Linked DNA regions of Mus musculus: regions 1 and 3 are each linked to region 2. The links are chromatin loops, found by intact Hi-C in ENCODE. Cell type or tissue: left cerebral cortex. All regions are shown on one strand.

Region 1 (8,000 bases), 99 kb before region 2:
AGTTCAGGGTGGTGTATGTCCAGGCGTCAGTAGATACAGGAAGGAGGGTGTTTCGTGTGAGACCTGACCTAGTTAAGAGCCAGGGAAGGCTCCCTGGGGCAGAGGAGATTTAAATTGCAGGCTCTTGTCATCCTCTTTATTACCAACTATGAGCCCGCCTCCTCTGCGCTGCTGCAGCCTCAGCCCACTTCTCCTGTTTGGAATGGCTTAATTGAGGACCATGTGGCAGCCACTAGTGGGGCGCTGGGGCACAGCATGCTTAGATTGCAAATTTTGCCTGAGCCCAGCTTTAATCCTGACTTCAATACTTCCACTCCCGATGGGAGCTGGTCCAGGGTGGACTTTTAACCTGGATACCCTGCAGTTTCTAGTCTGTTCTGACAGAGGCCCTCCGGAATCTGGCTCTGAATTGTCCTCCTGGGGACATCTATAGCTTCCTGCATCTCTTGAGCCTTTGGGACTAAGAAATGAACGAGTCACCTTAGGGGAAGATTCCTAGAGAGGGCACAGCAGGGCAGGTAGCTGGACATGTCCGCGAATCAGTATTGCAGTATTGCACTGCTTTAACAAACAACCATAGAAGAGAACTCTCTAGAAATTATTAGGAGAGGGAGCATGTCTGCTTCACCCATCAGGTGATCCCCAGCTAGGGTGGCAGTGGAGGGGGTGGGTAGGAGGCATGTTGACCAAACTTGACAGTTCCATTAAGGGACACCAGCCTTAGGCTGACCTTCCAACATCGTCTCCAAGTACATACAGCATGATCCCCCATGTCTGTCATCCATACAGACCATGTGAAAATTCCGGTAGGGCCTCTTGGTGGCTCCCAGAGAAACAGGCACAAACAAGGGGTTTACTGCCAAGCTTTTCTTAGGTAGCTTCCCAAGCGAAGGCAACTGTAGGTCTTCCCCCTGCTGGCTCTGGAGGCGGTGTATTCGGCAGCCAGATACACAGTGAGGCTGTCATCCATCCGCTCCGACGTTCCTTTCACTTCCAGGCCTGCTGGCTTCCCACCCGGTGGCGGGTCCGGCACGTGCCAATATCCGCGCCCCCTCCAGGGCAGTCCGGAATGCTCTGTGCGCGCTACGGGCTGCCCAGGAAGGGAAATCCCCAGAGGAAGCCATTGTTGTCTTGTTCCCTGTTGTCGTCATCGACCCAGGCGTGTCTAAATCGGTTCCCCATTCTGGAGCTCGCCCGGGTCGCTGGGGGCGAGGCTAGTATAGCCATCTCTGAAGTGCAGCATCTTGCTCTTTGGCCACTCCAGCACCAGCGCGATTGGAATCAGGGGAACTCCAGGGCAAGCAGCGAATTTAGAAAACCGACGGCGGTCGGCATGATAAGCTCGCTGGCTTAGCTGGACAGGGACATAATTTCCACCTTGGCTCTGACGTGGGCCAACAAGGTGACCTTGCCTGGTGGCTCTCCTCAGTTTGTCCTCCTGAGACGCAAGCTGAGGCCCTCAAGACCACTGGGGAGGTTAGAAAGAGAGCGCCCCCATTGGTCCAGACACCATCGCACAGGGAAGGCAGACAGTGGCCCCAGGCGCGCGTGGGCGTAGGCCGGCGCCTAGGACGTGCAGGCTGGATTTTCTGCTCTGCTTCTCCGCTCAATACCATCCCTTTGCGCACGCCGCCCCGCAAATCTGGCGCGAACCTAGTCGCACTCTCCCCGGCCGGAACAGCCTGCCCGTTTTAAGCCTCACCTCCTCCGCGAAGCTCTCCCGCCTTAACCCCATCATTTCCAGACACTGTGTGTGGCGCGCTCGCGGTGTCTTTGACTTTCTCATTTGTGTTTTGTTTGGTTTGCCTTTTGGAAATGCACACACAATCTCCTTGTTTGGAACGACCATGCTGAGGGCAGGTATTCAATCCCAGGGCCTTAAATTCAGAAAGCTCGGTGTGTTCCAAAGGATGCGGTTGGTGGTTTTTTTGCCTGGACTCACTACCCCCACCCCCCAAAGCGCTCTTTCCGTCCTTGCTCTCTCCCCTCCTCCCACGGCCCCTCCTCTTCACAGACTGTCACAGCTGAAAGTGTACAATCCAATTCTCCTCCCCTTTCATCCTACAGTGGCGGCAGGTGCGAGGAGTAGAGAGCACTGAGCATTTAAAGTTTCGACTTCAGCCTTGGCCACCGACGGCTTGTAAGTGAGTCCTTTCTCTGGGCCGTTGTCTTTCCCCAAACGAGCACCGCGTTACAGTTAAGTAGGTAAGGAAGGAGTTACCTGCTGACAAATCGAACAAGCAGCGTCCCTCGATAAACAGTGATCGTGGACCCTCGAGAGGTGACAGAGCACCTCCCGCCGCCCAAACCTCCTTATGAGAAGGTTAGGTAACCCAGGCGCTTCAACTGCTAGCCCGGCGCTAATCGGACCCAGGTGGGGGAAAGGATGGGACATTTGCTCCAGGTCACGTGGCATTGTATGCTTCTGGGACTTAGCTTACTCGTCTGGAAAGTAAGGATAATATATGGGTTGAAGGACATCAGGAAGGTTTTTGTTACCCAAAGTCCCTGAAACACGCACACACACACACACACACACACACACACACACACACACACACACACACGCACGCACGCACACACATGATAATTAGCGGTACAGTGCTTGGCAGCAGATTTTGCTCATGCATTCCTATTCCAGAGCCTCCGCAGTGGGATTGCTGGCTGGAGTCCTTAGAGTTGTTTGGGAATGTATCACTGCTCACCCCAGATTCTCTCTGTTTTTCTCCAGATCGATTTGGCACCTGTTTCTACCTCCGCGTGGGGGCCAGAGCCACAGAATGATTGGGCGGTGGGGCAACGTCACTAAACCAGCATGCATAGGGCAGTGTACCTTCAAAAAGTTTGATGTCAGAGGGGTTCCTAGGTGTGAAGAGCCAGTCTGGGAACTGGTGGGGGGGGACTTGGGGAGAGGGCGCTGTGCCGGTTCACCACCACTATAACCTCCACCCCACCCCATCTCACAATTTGGCGCGGGGGAAATGGACTTTGGATTTGGGGGCGGGTCCTGGAGGCGGGTCTTAGGCGTGGGAGATAGAGACTGGGGAGCCTGGAGGCGGGGTTTGGGGAGCTCGCCCCGCTTGGGGCGGGGCTCCCGGGGCCGCGGGCTCTGCAGTTCGGACTCCGAGCGCCACAGTCGCCGCAGTTCCCTCCACACTGGTGGCCCAGCGGGGAGTCCGAGTGGTCCTTGGACCGCTCGGATTTGGCGCAAGGCCTGCCCCGCCTCTCCCCCTCTGTGCGGCCTAGACGGTCTGGGCAGCGGGGACATGGAGCCTTCTCTGGCCACCGGAGGCTCGGAGACCACCCGCCTAGTGAGTGCCCGAGACCGCAGCAGCGCTGGCGGCGGCCTGCGATTGAAGAGGTAGGACAGACCTGGGCTGGCCCTCAGCCCGGGGGGCGCCAGACTGATGCCATCGGTCCATTTCGTTGTCTCCCTTGGCGCGGGTCCGGCCCGCCTCCCCAGCTCCCCGCGGCCCCCCAACTTCGCGACGCAGATCTGCCGGCCGCAGACAGCCCCACTCCCCGCCTCTGCCGCGATACCCCATGTTCTCCTGGCCGGGCAAAGCAAGTCCCCTGCCGCGGCACCCTCAGCCTCCTAACCCCTGCGCCGCCTCCGCCGCTCCGTCGGACCGAGCGGGCCAGGTGCGGCGATGTCCGCATTGCTCCGTGCGCCTCGCCTCCGGGCATTGGAATCCCAGCTTTAGGCCCCGGACCCTTCTCTCCGCACCCCGGTTTCAGGGCGCCCCATCCAGCAGCGGCCAGTTGTGGGCCCCGGCCCTGGGGATCCGCCCGGGCTCAGCGGGCAGCCGCAAGGAGCGAGGGGGCGGCGAGGAAGGAGCAGGTGCGGGATGGGCGGCGGGGGGTATTCCCGGCTCCGCACAGACGGGGCCGGGGGCGGCGAGGTGTGAGATGAGGCGCGGAGCGGCCGGGACAGCGGGCCGGGGGCGGCAGCAGAACCTCCCCCGCACCCCGCGGGCCTCCCGCCGCTCGCCGCCCGCCGCTCGTCGCTGGCTCCGTCTGCCCTGCCATCTCCGGGTGGCCACCGCGACAGGCCCTCCCTGGCCACCTCCTCTGGCCATTTTGTCTTGAAGGAGACTGTCTGTTTGTCTCTGAGATTTGACAGGGTCTCAGGCTTTTTTTCCCCTCCCTTCTGTTCTTCCATTCTTTCTATTCTCCCTCCCCAGTCTTCTCCTTTTGTCTCTGATGTGGTCTTCTGTGTCACCGATTATTTCCTTGGGAGGGGGCCTTAAACCTGAGTGGGTGGGGAATGGGGGAGCAGAGAAGGGCTGCAGGCGACTATAGTTGTGGGCAGCTTGTGGGGCTCCAGCTGTGTCCCAGGCATCTATTCCCATAGCCTTTGACTTGGCATCAACCTCTCTTACTCGCCCAAGGGATACCCCAGGCCTCACTGTTTCCCCCACGCTAGATATCGTTTTCTTGTTTGTCGGGGAATTTCAGAAAGCTAGGGAAAGAAACGGCCGCTAGCCCTGGACAAAACATAGTCACACCTCCACACCCCAGCAGAGAGGCCCTTTAGTGCCCACTTGATGCCGAACAAAAGGAGGCAGCCTGTTGATGGGCGGCTACATTGATGGCTTGCTGTGTTTCACCTTACAAGCCCAAGGAAGGTGACTTACCACAGCCCCCAGACTGCCCAGCATGCCTCCTGACACTGCATCCTGATCTCCTGGGCCATTTCCACCTTCATATGACCATTAGTCACCAAACCCTGCAGGGTTTTCAGAGGCTCGGCCTGTTTACCTGACCCTCCTATGATAGTGCCTGGCAGAGCGTCTAGACACTTCTATGTCCTCTTTCTCCCAATCCACCATCAAGGTCATTTCAACGTGAAGATATTTGCTCTGCCAATGAGGGGTTCTGTTCTTTCCATCCTTTGAGCCCTTTGCTTCAGCCCTTCACCCAGTACCCTGCTTAAACGCCAAGCTGCAAACCTTGACATCACAATCCCACCTGTCAGGAGTGGCTTCTAGGGCTTCTGTCTTCCTTGGATGCCCTCCCTGTTCATCCCCATTATATTAGGTTCCTCCCTCCCCTGTGCCCTACAGTAATTTGTTCAGACCCCCAGCCCCACCCCACCCCAGCTTCTCCCTGGTAGAAGTCGTGTTATACAGTTATGTCCCACTAGACTGGGCTCCTTGTTTGCATAGTAGGTGGCATAACTCATGGAACAGAGATGGGCTCTGAAGCCACTGTGGCCTCCCTGTGTCATCTGGGAGCACCTGAATCATGCACACTCATTCTCAGTCTGGGAAAGGGCTTTCCATTGGGGAAGTGAACCTACCTCCCCCCATCTAGAGTATCCCCGATAACCGCTGGATATTCCCAACCTGGGCTCATCCCTTCCACAGTGTTCTCTTCAGCCAGATGATTCCCAGGGCCCCTTCCCTTTTGCTGTGGGATCTATCTACTCTAGAGCTATCCCTTCCCTTGGGGGTCCTTATTCCTCCTGTCTTTCAGGCCTGTCTTCTGTGCCAAGGACCTTTATTCTTTCTGCTCTTTACTTGCAGAGGTTCAGGGAGAGAGAACTGGGCTAGAATAGACCCAGACAGTCCATTTGAGCCCTGCCTGTGGCATTCCTGAGTAAGGCCCATCACTATTGTCAAGGGATGTGTGGGCTAACTGGGCTCCAGGTAACCTGTGCTGGACTCTAAATCCAGTGTTCCTTTCAAAGGACCTCACTTGCATCTCCTGTCTTGAGAGAAAGGGACAGACAGTTTGGGGACTGAGGCACTGGAGCAAGGCTGACAGAGAAGTGCTCTGTGGCCTGCTTGCCTGTGTCCTGTTCTCGTACCAGCTTTCTTCCGTGTTTCTCTGGCACTTGGACCCATCTCTGTCTCAGTCCTCCACATTTCTCCAGGCCCTTCTGTGGTTCCCGCCATCTCCCCACTAGAACTCAGTTGAGAATGCTGGAATTCCCCAGGGAGCAACATCTGCCTTGTGCAGTGTACCACTGTGTCGAGTCCATGTGCGTCCCACTCACTAAGAACCCTCATCACCCAAGAAGAGCATCCACTCGCTCCCTCACTCACTCTGCAATCCTGAGCCGCCTCTACATAGATGTTTGTCAGTGTCTAGTCTCAGCTCCCTCACCTGCCAGCTGTGTGCCCCTACCCGTTCTTTCCCCCAATGAGCCTCACATTTCACTTTTATTTGTTAAAACATTAGACCACACTGCTGTAACATACTTTGCAGATACTGAATTCTATGGCTTTGTGTGTGGGTCTGGCTGTTCAGTAGAGCTCCACATGCCTGCAAAGCTTTGGGCATAATGGGTCTAGCAAAGGGACAGAGATGGGCCCATCTGCTGAGGCAGGCACTGCAAGTGACCAGTTCAGGCTCCCGGGTGAACGTGTTGCCTGTCTCAGTCTTTTCACAGAGCCCTCAGAGCCCCTGCCTGAGGAGCCCAAGCTTGAGGGGATGGCCTTCCACCACTGCCACAAGGACCCCGTGCCTCAGTCAGGCCTCTCTCCAGAGAGGGTGCAAGCCCGGAGGCAGCTGTATGCCGCCTGCGCTGTGTGCTTCATCTTCATGGCCGGGGAGGTGGTTGGTAAGTTGGAGGACACCCGTCCAGTCCCATATTCCGTACTTCCTAGGCCACTCTCCACCAAGAACCCCTGGTTTCCTGAGTAGAGAAGCAAGGAAGAGAAAGACAGGGAACATCTAGAAGGTCGGACAGGGCTCCTTCCCGGGAAGGAGCATGAGGCTTGTGGGCCAAGCCCCATATAAAGTAGCCTTTAATAACCAGCCTCCTGTTATGAAAATCAAGTCTATTGTTATGGAGAGACTAGAAACAATACCTGTAATCTTAACATGTGATAGCTAGTTTGTGTCCTCTCCTTTTTCATACCTAAGCATTCACACTGCCTGTTTCCTGGAATCAGGCTATACATTTCCCCTTGCAGGTGGGTATTTAGCACACAGCTTGGCCATCATGACTGATGCCGCCCACTTGCTAGCAGACATAGGCAGCATGTTGGCCAGCCTCTTTTCCCTCTGGCTTTCCACTCGGCCAGCCACCCGCACCATGACCTTTGGCTGGCACCGCTCAGGTAAGCCCTTGTATTATTTGGTGCCCTTCTGGCCCTGCCAGTGCCTTAGGGCCCTGATCTGATTGCTTGTGTCCTCTGCAGAGACTCTGGGAGCTTTGGCCTCTGTGGTCTCCCTCTGGATAGTCACTGGCATCCTCCTGTACCTGGCCTTCCTCCGCCTGCTTCATAGTGACTATCACATTGAGGCGGGTGCCATGCTGCTGACTGCCAGCATCGCTGTCTGTGCCAATCTGCTGTAGGTCCGAGTGTGGAGAGGGCACCATGTGGGGTCCAGGGTGAGAGGGTTGTCTAATAGGATGGCAGAGCTCGTGTGTGTGTGTGTGGGGGGGGGCACACGAGTGTGTTCTGTTGTCGTCATTGGATGTGCCTGAAAGGGAATGGGAGAGAGACAGTCCAGCCAGGAGATGTTTATTGAGGGCCTCCTGAATACTAGCCCTGCTCAGGTACTTTTACTAGTATGGTCTTAAACTTAAGTCTCTCAATTCATGAGTGCTAGTTTTCCTCCTAGTACCTGTTAATGTAGAAGATACGACCAGGGAGCCAAGTGACAGTTTAAATAGTAGGCCAGACATGCATCCCCACCTCTGGCCCTATGTCCAGTATCTTTTATTCCTGACAGTATAACTTTTCTCTGTCAGGTAATGCTATTTTCTTTCTGGGACGGGAAAGAGGTGGAGGTGGGTACTGTATGGGGAGGTGAGTGGGGCCAAGAACAGGCCGTCTGCCTGAACCGCTCTCCTCCTTCAGAATGGCCTTTGTGCTGCACCAGACTGGAGCCCCCCACAGCCATGGATCTACAGGTGCAGAGTATGCACCTCTAGAGGAAGGGCATGGATACCCAATGTCCCTGGGAAACACGAGTGTCCGGGCTGCCTTTGTGCATGTGCTGGGAGACCTCCTTCAGAGCTTTGGGGTCCTGGCAGCCTCGAT
Region 2 (8,000 bases):
AGTCTGGCCTCAAACTCAGAAATCCACCTGCCTCTGCCTCCCGAGTGCTGGGATTAAAGGCGTGCGCCATCACTACACAGCTGGATGCAACTGTTAATGGTGCCAGTCCCTGTGACTGTGCAGGATGTCCTCACTTAAGCCCTGTGGCATCTATACCAAAAATGTGGAAGCCCTTCGTGGAGCCTCCTTCCTCTGGGTTCTACTTCTGTTTCAGAGAAGGATTCTGGGTGCAGCTGGGCAGTGGAAGTATCCATAGCCAAGTGTGCTAATAGTGCATGCCTTTAATCCCAGCACCTGGAGGCAGAAGCAGGTGGCTCTTCATGAGTTCAAGGCCAGCCTGATCTGCAGAGTAAAACATCTGAAGTGTTCAGAAAGAACTGGCCAGCCAAAAAACATGGCTTATATTGAAAGAAAGATGAAATTTCAAGACCTGTAAGTCATATAAAGTACACAGAAATTGCTGGTTGTTTGTGAGCCTAGAGGCTGCCTGGGGCTGAGAATAAAGAAAAACAAACCTGGGTATGCCCTGTTGTTAAAACATTCCTGGGAACATCTTGACCATAAGATAAAGGGGACTGTGAAGACATAGCAGGGCTATCTGAACTGAGTCAACAACTCACAGAACTCTGACACCCTGCACGTACATGTAATTTTTCTGCTGATGTTTGAATAAGCCAATAGTGTGTCGCTATGCTGAATTCCACACCCCTAAGCCCCTCACCCCATAAAAACCCCTAGCTTCCGAGCCTCATGGCCGACATCCGTTATCTCCTGTGTGGGATGCATGTCGGTCCGGAGCTACGTCATTAAACGTCCTCATGTAATTACATCAAGATGGTCCTTCGTGATTTTTTTTGGGTGCCCACAGAATTGGGAATTGAGTGGGGGTTTCCCTACTAGGTTCTATCAATATCCTCTAGACTGCCAATAAGAATTGGCTAATAAGCTTTTTTAAAAATTATTTTTATTTATTTGTTTCTGGGTTTTATGTGTTCTTTTTGTTTTTGTTTTTGTTTTGTTGTGTTGTGTTTTGTTTGAGATAGGGCTTCTCTGTGTACTCCTAGCTGTCCTAGTACTCACTCTGTAGACCAGGCTAGTTTTGAACTCACAGAGATGTGCTTTCCAAGTGCTGTCAATAAAGGTCATACGTGTCAGTTATGTATATCAAATGTATGCAGGAGCCCATGGAGGCCAGAAGAGGGCTTCAGTTCTCCTGGTTCCAGAAGGTTGGAAGTCACCCAAGGTGGGTGTAGGGAGCCAAATCCAAGTCCCCTGGAAGAGTGAAAGCTCTTAGTCTCCAGCCCTGGCGTATAAGCTGTGGTACATCCATTCAGTAGAACACTGTGTATCCCAGGCCAGGGACACAGGAGACTTTTCAGCTGGAAAGAACAATTGCCACGAAGCCAGAGAACCTGTGTTCAGTTCCTGGAATCTGCTTATGGAAGAAGAGAACCAACTTCCACAAGTTGTCCTCTGATCTCTGGCATGTGTACCCACAAACATATGCAAACACACTATATAGATACATAAATGTTTTCTAAAAGGAATACTGTGCATCATATTCATATACCCATCTCTGCTCACTCACCCCCTCAGAAAATGGAATTCTAGGGCTAAGAATATAACTAACTTTTCTAGTACATATCAGGCCTGGATTTCATCTCCAGCACTTAAAAACAAAACAAAAGCAACAGTAACAACAACAAAAAGCTTTTTAAAAGAATCTGTGTATATGTATATGCTTTTCCAAGGCCTACAAATCTCTGCAGGCATACACAAGACACTGATAACCTGAGAGGGGAGGGGAGAGGGAAACTGTGGTTGGACTGTAATGTGTGAGAGAAGAATAGGAAAACAAACTGATAACTTGTGGCTGCTTCAGAGAAGGAAAGAAGGAAGAGAGATGGAGTTGTTGATCAGAATTCTACACCTGCACACGTAACTGTGACAAACAGGTTAAAGTAAAAACACTCAACAAACATCAAAACTGTTTTATGAAACACTCTACACTGTGATCAAAAATGGAAAAACAGACACCATAAAAGGTAATGCTACCTCAGGGTCACTAACCCCATCTTCTAGGCTAAAGGTCCCTCTTTGTACACCCACAATTGTTACACAGAGTCCACTCATCCCTTAATGTTGGCCTGCCTGCCTAGCACTTCCTGGTATAGTCAGTTCAGTGCTCTAAAGCTGTCGATGACCTTGAAGACACAGAGAACGGCTAACAAAAATAGCTAACCCATCTGAGGAAGCAAATCTCTCTCGTTCTCACGCCCTCACAGTCTGGAGAGTTGCTGTCATTCCTAAAGGGTGAGGAGTTGAGAAAGACCCACACAACAGCCACCCAACAGCCACAGGCTGGAAGACCTCACAATGAAAGTGCCGTGCCCATGGCTAAGGGAAGGTTCGTTGGCTGAGTTCAGAGCCTGTTCACCACAGCCATTTAACACCTGCTGACCTAGCTCCTGGTTCCTGTCAGCAGAATCGCTTAGGATGTTGCCAGCAATCATGGACAGACCAGGCAACGGAAAGTGGTTCTCGCAGTGAGGAAATATTATGTCACAGAACATTATGTCTCTGTTGGGGAGAGACCCTCAGAACCGCTGAACTGTGACAGACAGACAGACACCTGGCTTACTCTGACTTTATCTGGATTTTCCCTCCTAGTGACAAGATGACCCCTGCAGTGCCTAAGACCATGAGGTCACTGAAGGCAGGAGGCCTCCCTGTTCTCACTTGTCCTCTTCCATTCTGACTTTAAGCTGGAGAAAAGTCTTTCCTAGAGGCCCCCCAGTGCATCTGCTAGCTAGATTTGTGTTACATGCCCACACCTCAGGTCCATCCCTGAAGAGGCCTGAGGACTCTCATTTTTGACCAGCTCATAGTTCATTCTTAGTGCCCGAGAAAGAGGGCGCCCTCCTCTCCCCTCCCCTCCTGTCCCTTTCCACACTCTCTTCTCCTCCCCTACCCTTCTGTTCCTTTCTCCCCTCCTCTTCTCCCCCTGTCTGACAAGGTTTTGCTATGTATCTGAGGCTGGTGTTGAACTCTTGATCATCCTGGCTCTGTCTACTGAGTGCTAGGATTACAGGTGTGCACCATTATGCCCAGCTCACCTATTTCTTGTTTATCCGAAAGTCAGTTTTAACTGGATACTCTGCATGTTTTCCCTCCTTGCTGGATTGGGATCAAACCCTAGGCTTTGTTCATTCTAAGCAAGCCCTCCACAACTGAGCTATACCCCCACCCCCTGTATCCTATATTTTAATTGCTAGATGTGGCAACCCCACTGGGAGACATGCCCAGCCTTTCTGAAAGTGTTGTCAGCCCACACTTGACAACCAGAGTTCTGCTGGCAAGGAGTTTGTGGAGCCAAATAGCAATCAATGTGGTCGACCTCACTGCCTCACAAGACTGCCTAAATCATCAGTCAAGAAAGCTTTGGCTGGCATGGCCGGATGGCTCAGTGGGTCACAGATCTGCCCACCAGGACTGACAACCTGTGTTTGATGCCCAGGACCCACAGGTAGAAGAAGAGAATGAAGTCCTCCAAGTTGTCCTCTGACCTCCACACATGTGTTATGGTGTGTGCACATGCACCCAAATACACACATGTACACACAGAGCAAATGAACAAATGTAATTTTGAAAAGGGAAAGCTCTGGCCTTCAGAGCCCAGACTTTTTATAAGTGTTGAGGTGATGGGGGTGGAGAGGGAATGGGGGTGAGAGACTTATAGACAGCTAGGTATTGAGAGATCCAGAGATCCAAAATCACAAACTCTGTAGCCCAGGCTAGCCTGGAATTCAGTATGTAGATAAGATTGGCCTCAAACTTTCCGCAGACTCCTCCTACTTCCCAAGAGCTGGGATCCCACACTAGGGCTGTGACATTTAGTCAAGATCACAGTTTTCTATCACAGGATAAAACCCAAATTCTCAGGGCCAGCTGGTGACAATGTACAGTGACAGAGCTTTTAAAAATGAGCTGCATGCAGGGCCCAGTACACTGCAGCTGTCACTTGTGTGGTCTGAAGCTTTGAAAGCCACCACTCACTGTCCTTTGGTTTTGGCACAGTGGCAGAGAGTGGGGTAGACGCCACCTCTGGAGACCATGTGAACATCTCTGTAAAAGACTTAACTGAGTATTCTGGTCTCTTCCAAGCCCACTCAGCATAGACCAACGTGCCAAAGAAAAGATGGAGGGAGTGGAGATTTTCTGTGGGAGCTGGTGCTGCTTCAAGACTATTTTTATGCTTTTCTCTATGGAGATAATTATATCTCTGGTTCTGATTATAGACTGTGAATACTGAGTTCTTGGTGCCACTCATGGACAGATGCAAACCCACAGCTCCTTTGCCCAGCCACTAGCTTTTCCACGGTAGTGACTAGTCCATAGGGGCACAGTCCTGGGAGGAACAGGGGACAAACCACTTGTTTGTCAGGTCCCATGAACTCTGGGCCACCGCCTAATCAGCACTGGGAATTCTGGCTGCCAGGTGGGAAACCACATGACAACTACTTTAAAAACATTTCCCCGGGGACACAAAAGCATCTAATGGTAAACACCTTTTTTTTGAGACAGGCCCAATAACCTGGGTCTATGAATAATCCTTTCCTTTCTTTCTTTCCCTCTTTCCTTCTTTCTTTCCATTTTAAAATATTTATTTACTTTTTAAAGTACACTATAACTGTCTTCAGACACACCAGAAGAGGGCGTCAGATCTCATTACAGATGGTTGTGAGCCACCATGTGGTTGGTGGGAACTGAACTCAGGACCTCTAGAAGAACAGTTAGTGTTCTTAACCGCTGAGCCATCTCTCCCACCCCAACCCCTTTCCATTTATTTGTGAGAAATAAAATCTGTCTTCTAAGCTGGATTTATGATGGAGACTAAAGTAGAGCTGAGTGAGAAAAATGAGGTGGTTCATACCTGCTGACCCAGTACGCAGAAGACAGAGTCCTAAAGACTCAAGGCCATCCAGAGCTGCATGAGACTATTTCAAACCAAAACACAAAAGAGGATTTGGACAGCACAAACTGGATGTAGTGAACCCCGAGATTATGTTATTTACTGAGAAAGACTGTTTCTAGCCTTAGAGCACACTTTCCAATTCCTCTGGATGGAACACAGACACACCATTAATCCAAACAATGAAGATAAAGTTAGTGTGCAGAAGGAGGCACCCATATTTGAAAGTGGTGTCTAATTGAGTGACAGATAAAGTGATGAATCAGAGAAAGATTTGACAGAATAGGCTGTACCCAACTGTCATGAGAACAGAGAAAAAAGGGAAACTATTTAAGAGAGTGCAGAGAGAAAAAGAGATGGAGACTGTTTAACTGGGACAGTTATTGAGAGACAGGTTGCAGAGAGAAAACAAGCTAGACACAGGTGAAGACAGAATGAGCCAGACAATGAGAAGGAGCCAGAAGACTAGAACAGATTGCCAGAGTTAGTTTGAGATCAAGTAGAGCAAAATGTCAGAGGCCAACAGAGAAGAGTCTTCTTGGAGAAGAGTCTGAGCCAGAACAGCTGAGTTGAACCAGCCAGCTAGAGATCAGGAAGAACAAGAAAGGGCAAGCTTATTCATCAGTCATTAATTCTCAGAGGCTAAAAACAGTCTAGGCCTAGATAAGATTGTACAGAGTCTAGAAGCTTCTAGGACTAGGCCTAGGTTAGCAGACAGAGGTGGTAAGCCTGAGATGACAATTACATTATGTGAATAAATGTTACATTTACAGTGGGCTAGTTAAAAAACAAACCCACAAAGATGGGAGGGGTGAGGTAAGGGATGGATCAGGAAGAAGTAAGGGGGAGGGGGCATATATGATCAAGACACCTTGTATGAATGCATGAAATTATCGAAGGACTAATAACAATGTTATATATATATATATATATATATATATATATATAACCAGAAGTGTCACGAGTTCTGATAGCATTATATATGCATTGTGGTGGTTTGAATAGGTACACCACCCACAGATTCATGAGACTGAGAATGCTCAGCAAAAAGAAGTGGCACTATTAGGAAGTGTGGCCTAATAGTGGAGAAAGTGTGTCACTGTGGGAGTGGGCTTAAGGTCTTATATCTGCACAAGCTACACCCAGTGTGGAACCTAGTCTCCTTCTGGCTATCCTCAGATCAAGATGTAGAACTCTCAGCTCCTTCTCCAGCACTATGTCTGCCTGCATGCTGCCCTGCTTCTAAACCTCTGAGACTGTAAGCCAGCCCCAAATAAATGTCCTTCATAAGAGTTGTCTTGGGCAAAATGTCTCTTCACAGCGATAAAACCCTAACTAAGACATATGTATTATGAGATATCCACCAGAGAAGACTACAGAGACAGGGTTTAAGCCAATAGAAAGTCTTTATTACCCAGTCATCGACTACATTGACGTAGCATTGACCTTTCTCAGGGTGAGCTTTTAAGCACAGAAACCATATTCCAAGTTGACATATTTCAGTTAACAAAAAGAGCATACCAGAGGCAGATTTATAGGAGCTAAAGGGTCAAGTACATTTAGAGATTTTTCTGAGAGCTATGAACTTTGATAGATTAGGACTTTCTTTTTGTTTTGGCAGGAGTTACTGTCTATGTGTTGAGTTTTAAGGCCTGAATGGCTTTTCCATCATGGAGTCAGTTGTGCTAAGGTCTAGGGCCTTGTTACACACACTATTTTGTAGTTCTTATTAACTAAATACATCTCAGACATGTTTCTATATTCATCTCATCATAATATGTAATACCTGTTTTCCCACAAAGCATGTTGTCAAACTTTCAGATTTTTGAAAAAGTTTTTTAAAAAATTGTGTGTATGTGTATGTCTTTGTGTGCACCACACATACACAGGTACCTTCAGAGGTGAGAAGAGAGTGGTGGGTCCCTGTCACAGGATTTTCCCTGTTCAATTACATAAGTGCAAAGGAGGTCTGTGATTGGACAGGGAAAACGGAGGCGGAGCTAAGAGTTGCAGAGAGAAAGGGGGGAGGGAGAGAGAGAGAGGGAGAGGGAGAGAAAGAGAGACAGAGGGAGAGACAGAGGAAGAGGAAGAGAGAAATAGAGAGGAAGAGAGAGAGAGAGGGGGAGAGAGGGAGAGAGAGAGAGGGAGAGAAAGCGGGAGAGACAGAGGAAGAGGAAGAGAGAAATAGAGAGGAAGAGAGAGAGAGGGAGAGAGAGAGGGAGAGAGTCTGAGTTGTGAGTATCCTGGTGTGGGTGCTGGGTACCAAACCTGTGTCGCCTGCAGGTGCAGTAAGCTCTGATATGACAGCTTAAGCATTTCAAATGCAGGTTAAGTGGATGGTATTGAGGTTTTCATCAGTTTGCCCTTTTCTTAGGGATAAGCTGGCCCATCTCTATAGACTGCTGAGTGACCTTCTGCACTCAGTCTTAGGTTTCTATTGCTGGGATAAAACACCATGACCAAAAGCAACTTGTCAGGAGAGGGTTTTCTTCGCCTTACAGTTTGCAGGTTCCATGGAGAAGTCAGGGGAACAAAAATGGTGGGGGAGTGTGGCTTACTGACTTGTTCTCCCTGGTCTCTCTCTCTCTCTCTCTCTCTCTCTCTCTCTCTCTCTCTCTCATTCTGTTTGAGACTGGGTTTATCTGTGTAGCCCAGGATATCCAGGAACTCATATGTAGATCAAGCTAGCCTCGAACTCACAGAGATCCACCTGCCTCTGCCTGTGGAATACTAGGATTAAAGGTGTGGACCATCACTTCCCAGCTTCAGTTTGCTTTTTTATACAACCCCAGGCTACCTACCCAGGGATGGAACACCCCGACCAAGAGGACTGGACCCTTCCACAGTAAACATCAATCATAGGATGCTTGCAGGCTTGCTTGCCGGCCAGGCCAATGGGGCAGTTCTTCATTTGTGGTACTCTCACGTGGTAAGAAGTTGACAAAACAAAATAACCCTAACCAACATATACCCGCCTCCGTGACATCTGTCTGTCTGTATTCTTTCTTTATTTTTGTATTGGGTCATT
Region 3 (8,000 bases), 130 kb before region 2:
AAACCTTAAGAAGTCTTCAAAAAGATGACAGACTCTATTCTGGGAAAAGATCTCTCCACCTAATTAATATTCAGTTATCAAGATCTGCTCCTCCATTTCTGTTTAACTTACTTATCAAGAAATTGGCTCTGGCCGGGGCCTAGCAAACACAGAAGTGGATGCTCACAGTCAGCTATTGGATGGATCACAGGGCTCCCAATGGAGGAGCTAGAGAAAGTACCCAAGGAGCTAAAAGGATCTGCAACCCTATAGGTGGGACAACAATATGAACTAACCAGCACCCCCCAGAGCTGTGTCTCTAGCTGCATATGTAGCAGAAGATGGCCTAGTCGGCCACCACTGGAAAGAGAGGCCCATTGGTCATGCAAACTTTATATGCCCCAGTACAGGGGAACGCCAGGGCCAAAAAGTGGGAGTGGGTGGGTAGGGGAGTTGGGGGAGGGTATGGGGGACTTTTGGGATAGCATTGGAAATGTAAATGAGGAAAATACCTAATTAAAAATATTAAAAAAAATAAAAGGAAATTAAAAAAAAAGAAATTGGCTCTGTCGTATATGCCACAACAGTTGTCTTCCATGCTCAGAGTCAGCCCCATAAAGTACATTTTCATATACCAACAACATGATGTGTAGAGGAAATTCCATTACCCTAAGAAATGGAACATCTGGATGAATGTCCTACCCTGTCCCTTTGTGTGACTGTGACCAGTATTCAGTGCTCTCCCTGCGATAAGCATGACAGCACTCTATGGAATCATGTCTGTGAAGGCGCCAACAAAATATAAAACAACACGTGAACATAAAGGAAACGCTCACAGTCTTAAATCCATCGTAAAATAAATGACCGCAGGGAGCCACGGGGCATGAAATAGCCACATCACCTCTCCCCGAAAAAGTTAAAAGGAAATGATTGGAGTTAGAGGTACGGCTCTGTAGACTGGTGCTTGACCTGATCCAACCTCAGCACCATGGAAAACAAGAGGAATGAAGAAGATGGTCTGAGGATGAGCCTCAGTTGGCAGTGTTTGCCTAATGTGCACAAGGCCCTGGGTTTGCTCTCCAGCATCGAATGATGTGGGTGGGGTGGCAGGCACGCGCCTCTACCAGCACTTGGGACAGGGAGGCAAAAGGAAGAGAAGTTCAAGGTCATCTTGAAAAACAGGAGACCCCGTGTCAAACCAACAAAGAATAGGATGGTAAAGGGAAGGAATTCTAGGCTTCGTTCAAGGCTTTGGTGCAGCGACCATGATCGGAACCTTTCTCTCGAGGGCTGCGTGATGCCTTCTGGTCCCTCTGTGGTCTGTCTAGAGAAGCTATATAAATGGAGTCAGTCTGGCAAATGTGCACATATCTCACAGTGGTAGCCCTCTTCCCGGCTTCCCAGAGAACGCTAATATGAAAGAGGCCTTGGATGCCAGGCACAATGTTGGAGACCTCCACTCCCAACCTGATGGCCTTGTGGCTTTTGTGAGCCTAGGTCACATTGGAAAAACAGAATAGACAGAAGACATCTGGTGAAAGGTAGGAAATCCAGTTCTTACTTAAAGCTAAAATGGGAAAGGCATATATAGACCTGGGCTGAGAAACAAGGGCCCACTGCTGACACTGGGACTAAGTGGGAGAGGAAAGGGCCAACTGAAGACCCCGGTAGTAGAATAGAAAGGCTTTAAAAGTGATCACCCAGCCTGGTGGTGGTGGCCACGCCTTTAATCCCAGCACTTGGGAGGCAGAGGCAGGCGAATTTCTGAGTTCGAGGTCAGCCTGGTCTACAAAGTGAGTTCCAAGACAGCCAGAGAAACCCTGTGTCAAAAAAAACAAAAACAAAAACAAAATAAAAAAAGTGATCACCCAGAGCAAGCCATGATGGAAGACATCTGGTGTCAACCTCTGTCCTTCACATGGGATCAAAACAAACAAATTTAAAAGGCCAGAAAATGAAGCAGACTGCTGGGCCTTTCAGTGGAGGCCTGTGATTCCCGATGACCAGCTGAAGCAAGGGCAGAGCCAGCTGAGCTCTTCTTTCTTTCCCAGACTCCTCCCTCTCCCTCTCTCCCCTCCCCCCTCTCCCTCCCTCTTCCTCTCCCTCTGCCACACATGTGCATGCATACACACAGTCTTTAATAGTTCAGACTGGCCTTGAGCTCACTGTGTAGTGCTAAGGATGACTTGTGAAATTTCTGATTTTCTTGCCTCTACCTATCAAGTTCTGGGAGCACAGCGTTTACAATTATGGACCACCCTGCCTCATTTCTGCAAGGCTGGGGATCAAAATCAGGGTTTCTGCACACCAGGCAGGCTCATACCCACAGGGCAATGCCGAAGTCCCGAAAGCCTCTCTTCTGACAGCTCCCTATGTATGTAAAACTCTCCCTAGCTGGCCTTCCTCCTCCCTGCTCCTTCTGGTCTTTTGCTAAATGACAACAGGTTGCTTCTCAGAACCAAGTGCCCACAGCAAAGCGGAGGCAGATACAAAAATACACTGAAAGCTTGCTCTAAAGTAGTTTGGACGTGAATAGAGTTTACAAATACAGAAACACATGGGAAGATGTTTGTGTCAAATTCCCATACCAACAGCTTTGCTCTCGTCAAAATTTTTGGTAGCTGAGTGGGTGCAGGTGTGGAGAGGGAGGGGGAGAAATTAGAGGGGTTAATGTCATATTTTGAAATTTTCTATTTCAGATTAGGGAAAAAAGAGAGCTACAGTTTTAAATAGAATTATAACAGCAACCAAATAGAATAGTAGGGAAGGAGGGAATGAAGGCAATCTAGCTTATGAAAACCCTGGAGAAACTGAGGCAAGAGAAGTGTTAGGCAAAAATGAAGATAATTATGCTAGGTGAGTCAGGGTTAGATTATAGACGTTTTCCTCAAATCTTTAATCTTGATCGATAATTTCCTTTGGGAAAAAAAAAACCAAAACAATGTCTCGTGTAGCCCAGGGTCTCACCCAAATCACTGCATTGCTGAGGATGGCCTTGAACTTCTCCTGTGTTGGGATTAGAGGTGTGTAGCACACATGATCTGTGTGGGGTTGGGGGTCAGACCCAGAGCACTGTGTGTGCTAGGTAAGCACTTTACCAACTGACCTAACCCGCACTGTGTGTGCTAGGTAAGCACTTTACCAACTGACCTACCCGCAGCTGAACATGGCAGTCAATCTCCTGGCCAACAGTGGATGCCCGCTAACACTAAACATCTTAGCAGGTGGATTAAATAGACTGTGGCCTGGTCATAACAAAGGGCGCTGTGCTGCTCTATCAAACAGAAAACACAGCCCGCCCAGCAGTGGTGGCGCATGCCTTTAATCCCAGCACTTGGGAGGCAGAGGCAGGCGGATTTCTGAGTTCGAGGCCAGCCTGGTCTACAGAGTGAGTTCCAGGACAGTCAGGGCTATATGAGAAACCCTGTCTTGAAAAACAAAAACAAAACAGAAAACACAGCTGGGTGTGGTGGCTCACATATGTAATCAGACACTTGGGAGGCGAGGGTAGAAGGTTAGCCTGGGCTACAGAGTAAGATCTTGTCTCAAAAGGCAAAAAATAGAGCCAGCAGAACTAAAGGGAAAGGCATTTGCCCCACAGCCCTAGTGATTTGAGTTTGATTTCCAGGACCCAGGTAAAGGTAGGAGGGGGGAGCTGACGCTATAAAGAATAAAGTGTTCTCTAACTTTTATGCACGTGGCCCACCAAAAATGATATGTAATAAAAGGTAAAACAACCGTATAACAAACCAAGACAAAAGACATACTGTGGCTTCAATGTATAGATATGGAACAATTTAAAAAAAATAAGAAGGCTGAGTTTTCTTCTTTAATTCCAGCACTTGGGAGGCAGGCAGATCTCTGAGTTCAAGGCCAGTCTGATCTACAGAGCAAGTTCCAGGACAGCCAGGGCTACACAGAGAAATCCTGTCTCAAAACACATACAAGGAAGAAGAGGAAGAGGAGGAGGAGGAGGGGGAGAAGGGGGAGAAGGTGAAAAGGAGAGGGAAGAAGGGGAAGAAGGGTGGGGAGCTGAACAGAATCTATTGGTTGAGTGTAAGTGTATCTCCACGAGCAAACATGTACCTAAGCATGGAGCTTTCTAGAAAGATTCTCAGAAGTATGAGGATGGTAAGGGTTGTTTGTATTTAGTAAAGGGAATTAAAGATCTGAAGTTAGTGGCAGATTCATTTTCCATGCTATAAACTTCCAAGGTGCTTGACAAAAATGTACACATAAAAATTTAAATGCGGTGTCCTGGCATCGTGTTCGTAACTGTTAACTTTCTAGGCAATGCTCTGAAGGCTTTTTTCCCTTGGTGGTTTGAAGATGAGGAACTAAAAGTCCTATTCTTGTCACCATACTTAGAAAACAGACAATCTGATTATGCCTAGACTTGTCAAAGTGTGGAGGCAACGTGTGAAAAAGGAAATATGCTCATCTCTCAGACCGAGCTGTGAGGAACAGACAGGGTGCGGCTGGGTAACTGGGTCAGCCTCCCCCAGACCCCCAAATAAAGCACCAAGGACCAAGCTGTCCACTCGCTCTCTGAGGACGCTCCATATCTACAGGACCATCTCAGAGCCCTGAGGGGCTACAGGGTTTCATGTAGCCCAGGCTGACCTCACCTCCTGAGTATGGGATTACAGGTGGGAGCCAGCACCCTCAGTTTGCTTGGTGCTGGGATTAATCTCAGGTCTCTGTGTATGCTAGGCAAGCCCTCTACTAACTCCTAACTCCTCATTCGTTTAAGACAGGATCTCGGTATGTTGCCCAGGCTGGTCTCAAAACTCACAGGCTCAGCCAGGCGTGGTGGCGCACGCCTTTAATCCCAGCAAGCGGATTTCTGAGTTCGAGGCCAGCCTGGTCTACAAAGTGAGTTCCAGGACAGCCAGGACTATACAGAGAAACCCTGTCTCGAAAAACCAAACCAAACAATCAAACAAACAACCTCCCCAAAACAACAACAACAACAACAACAACAACAACAACAACAACAAAATCTCACAGGCTCAAGTGACCTTCTCACCTCAGCTTCCTGGGCCACACCAACAGGTGTGCTACGGCATCTGCTCTTGCACGGGGCTTGTCCCCAAACATACATAAAAAGGGTGCCCTTTCTAAATATCTTAGCCTAAATTCAAACCAAAAGAAAAACCTTGACTGTAGGCAAGGCATAGCCACTTACACAGAACTAGCTATGCAGCCCAGACTGGCCTTGAACTCATGACACTCCTACTGCTTTAGCCTCATGGGTACTGGAATTACAGGAGTACGCCACTATACCTGGAAAGAATTTTTTATTTTATTTATTGGTTTGAGGCAGGGTCAGAACAACATGCAGGCTAGGCCCAAGATAAGAAATTCAGGCCTTCATAGCCAAATAACAGCATGTTTAGATGCTCAGAATAAAAGAAAACCTGAAGAGGATACAAGGGGACAATGGCAGGAGAAATTCTGGGGTGTTGGCTACTCCGTGAAAGAGCAGAGGACAGACGGGGTGTACAGACATGCCATGATGTCCTAACTTAGCCCATTCATTGCCTTTAAATATGCTGTCCCAAGGAAGCTGGAGGCCTATTCTCAGTGACTACGATTCACTGTGGCGATCCATTGTGTTGAGGTGGGAGAACCAGCCCAGCGGTTGCCAGCATATGCTGCTCTTTCAGCTGACTGCTGCTCTTTCAGCCGACTAGGGTTTGGTTCCCAGAATCCACACAATGAGCTCACAAACACCTACAACTCCAGCTCCAGGATGTCTGACACCCTCTTCTGGCTTCCATGGGCACCTGCATGCATATGCATGTGCACACACACATATGCACACATTAATAACAAATAAATATTTTAAAACTAGCCTGTGTGGGCCTGGTGGTATAGGTCAATGGTAGGATGCATGCCTAACACACACAAGGACCTGGGTTAACCACAGCACCTAAGACAGAAGGGAGGAGGGAGGAGGGAGGAGGAAGGAGGGAGGAGGGAGGAGGGGGAGGGAAGCCTGTGCTCATCTCATTTCCCCATACTGTGATGAGGAGGGAGAATTCTTATCCTTTTATTTTTTTAAAGATTTATTTTATGTGTACATGTTTTGCCTGCATGCATGGTACCCATGGGGATCAGAAGGGAGCCTAGAGCTCTGGGAACTGGACTTACAGATGGTTGTGAGCCACCACAAGAAAACTGGGAAATGAACTTGAGTTGGTTGGGAGAGCAACAAATGCTCTTGACCACCGAGTCATTTCTCCAGCCCCTGACATTTTTTTTTTTTTTCTCTTTTGAGACAGGGTCTTGCTATACACCTATTCTGGCATACTTGCTACATAGCCCAGGCTAGCCTCCAGCTTGTGATGTCCCTTCCTCGCTGGGATCCCAGGCATGTGCCATAGAGCCTGTCTCCTGGCAGGAAGCATATTCCTGATTTTCCTATCACAGATTGCAACACCAAGAGAGCCAAGTTATATCTGCGAGGTCCCGTGTCTGTGCATGTGAGTTCTATTCCTTCCTTCTCCCCGACCTCTGATCCAGTCACAACCGACTCAGAGCTCCACCAAAGGCACAGAGCTGGAAAGCAAGCCTGTGAACGTATAAAGGACTCTGGTGTGTATGTATTTATTTATTTGGTTGGTTAGTTAGTTAGTTAGTTAGCTGGCTAGGCAGGGTCTCCTGCAGTCCAAGCCAGCCTTAAACTCCCAAGGATTGGGTTTGCAGCCATGTACCACTGAGCCCAGATCTTTTGTTTTTATTTTTGAAATGTGTGGACAAAATAGTCCTGGTGACTTCACCTAGTTGTGCTTGGCCTCATGACCACAGATACCCAGGCATTTCTGGGAAGTACAATTTTGTTTCTGCCTTCTGTCTGTCTGCCTGTCTGTCTGTCTGTCTGTCTGCCTGCCTGCTCTTCCAGAGGTCCTGAGTTCGATTCCCAGCAACCACGTGGTGGCTCACAACTGTCTGAAATGGGATCTGATGCCCTCCTCTGGTATGCATGAAGAGAGTTATGGTGTCTGTAAGTTGCCTGAATATCAGCTACCCTCTAAGTCTTTACCAGGTGAGGAAGGATCACAGTAGTGAAACTGGGGAGACCCCTGCTGCCCTGGCCCAGTGTCTAATCAGACCCTCATGGACAGAGAGGCTCTGCCTCGAATACACACGGTTCTGCTGGCATTGAAGGGTTTCTCATAGATTTACCGACAATTTTTAATTTTAGATTTTTTAATTTACTTTTTGAAACAGTCTTGTTTTGTAGCCCAAGTTGGTCCAGAATTCATTATGTAATCAAGGTTAACTTTAAAAATGACAATTGATTTCCAGAATGGTGGTGACATCTCTAATCCCAGTACTGGGGAGGCAGAGGCAAGAGGATCTCTGTGGGGCTGGAGAGATGGCTCAGCAGTTAAGAGCAATGACTGCTCTTCCAGAGGTCCTGAGTTCGATTCCCAGCAACCACGTGGTGGCTCACAACTGTCTGAAATGGGATCTGATGCCCTCCTCTGGTATGCATGAAGAGAGTTATGGTGTACTCACATATGTTATAAATAAATAATTCTTTAAAAAAAAAGAAAAAGAGGATCTCTGTGGGTTTGAGGTCAGCCTGGTTTGAATGGTGAGCTACAGGACAGCTGGGGTTGCATAGAGAGACCCTGTCTCAGAAACAAAACCAAAAGATGACAATCCTCCTGCTTTAGCCTCCCAACTGCTGGAATTAGTGTAGCTTGACAAAAGACTCACAAAGACCACAGAGACCGCCGCCATCATTGCAAAACGCATGAGGATTTTACTTATCCAACATGTTGGGGAACCCCCTCTCAGCACGCAAGCCGGAAAGAGACCCAGAACAAAGAAAGAACACATTTTTTATACCTTGGTAAAGGCCGGATATAGGCACCAGGGTAGTTTGGCTTATTTTAATTGGTGTAGCCAATAACCTTTTTAGACATTGGTTGGTTTGTATAGGGTGACTCTCATTTTGTCTGTCCTTGAGGTTTTTAGTGTGAGGCGGGACAGGGGGGATTGTTAAA

Evidence for each region. A loop is a pair of places that touch in the nucleus more often than their neighbours do. Peaks named below come from ENCODE experiments on the same cell type or tissue, not always from the same donor. Only the 100,000 strongest peaks of a DNase experiment are listed, where the experiment ranks them.
Region 1: a loop joins it to region 2, with 11 times the contacts of the local background. A loop is called at or near these places in 3 of 42 quality-filtered maps.
Region 3: it touches region 2 in a loop (4-fold over the local background); 2 of 42 quality-filtered maps call a loop at or near these places.

Annotation. Positions count from the first base shown.
Region 1 is chr5:31,088,624-31,096,623 of GRCm38, reverse strand. It overlaps Slc30a3 (solute carrier family 30 (zinc transporter), member 3), which reads left to right and starts at 3,097. Exons shown (of 8, transcript NM_011773.3): 1 at 3,097-3,361; 2 at 6,387-6,568; 3 at 6,924-7,070; 4 at 7,152-7,305; 5 at 7,818-8,000. The coding sequence starts at 3,267. In left cerebral cortex, CTCF peaks have their summits at 258 and 1,511; DNase peaks (open chromatin) are centred at 1,989, 2,727, 3,055, 3,892 and 3 more places; H3K4me3 peaks cover 3,942 bases; H3K27ac peaks cover 2,292 bases.
Region 2 is chr5:30,989,568-30,997,567 of GRCm38, reverse strand. No RefSeq gene overlaps it. Among named protein-coding and RNA genes, the nearest start is that of Tcf23, 25 kb to the right of the region's middle. In left cerebral cortex, a CTCF peak has its summit at 4,110; DNase peaks (open chromatin) are centred at 2,361, 3,317 and 4,132; H3K27ac peaks cover 1,138 bases.
Region 3 is chr5:31,117,720-31,125,719 of GRCm38, reverse strand. The region is part of intron 1 of Trim54 (tripartite motif-containing 54); the gene reads right to left. Among named protein-coding and RNA genes, the nearest start is that of Trim54, 5.1 kb to the right of the region's middle. In left cerebral cortex, no CTCF peak of the experiment used is centred here; DNase peaks (open chromatin) are centred at 2,463 and 4,379.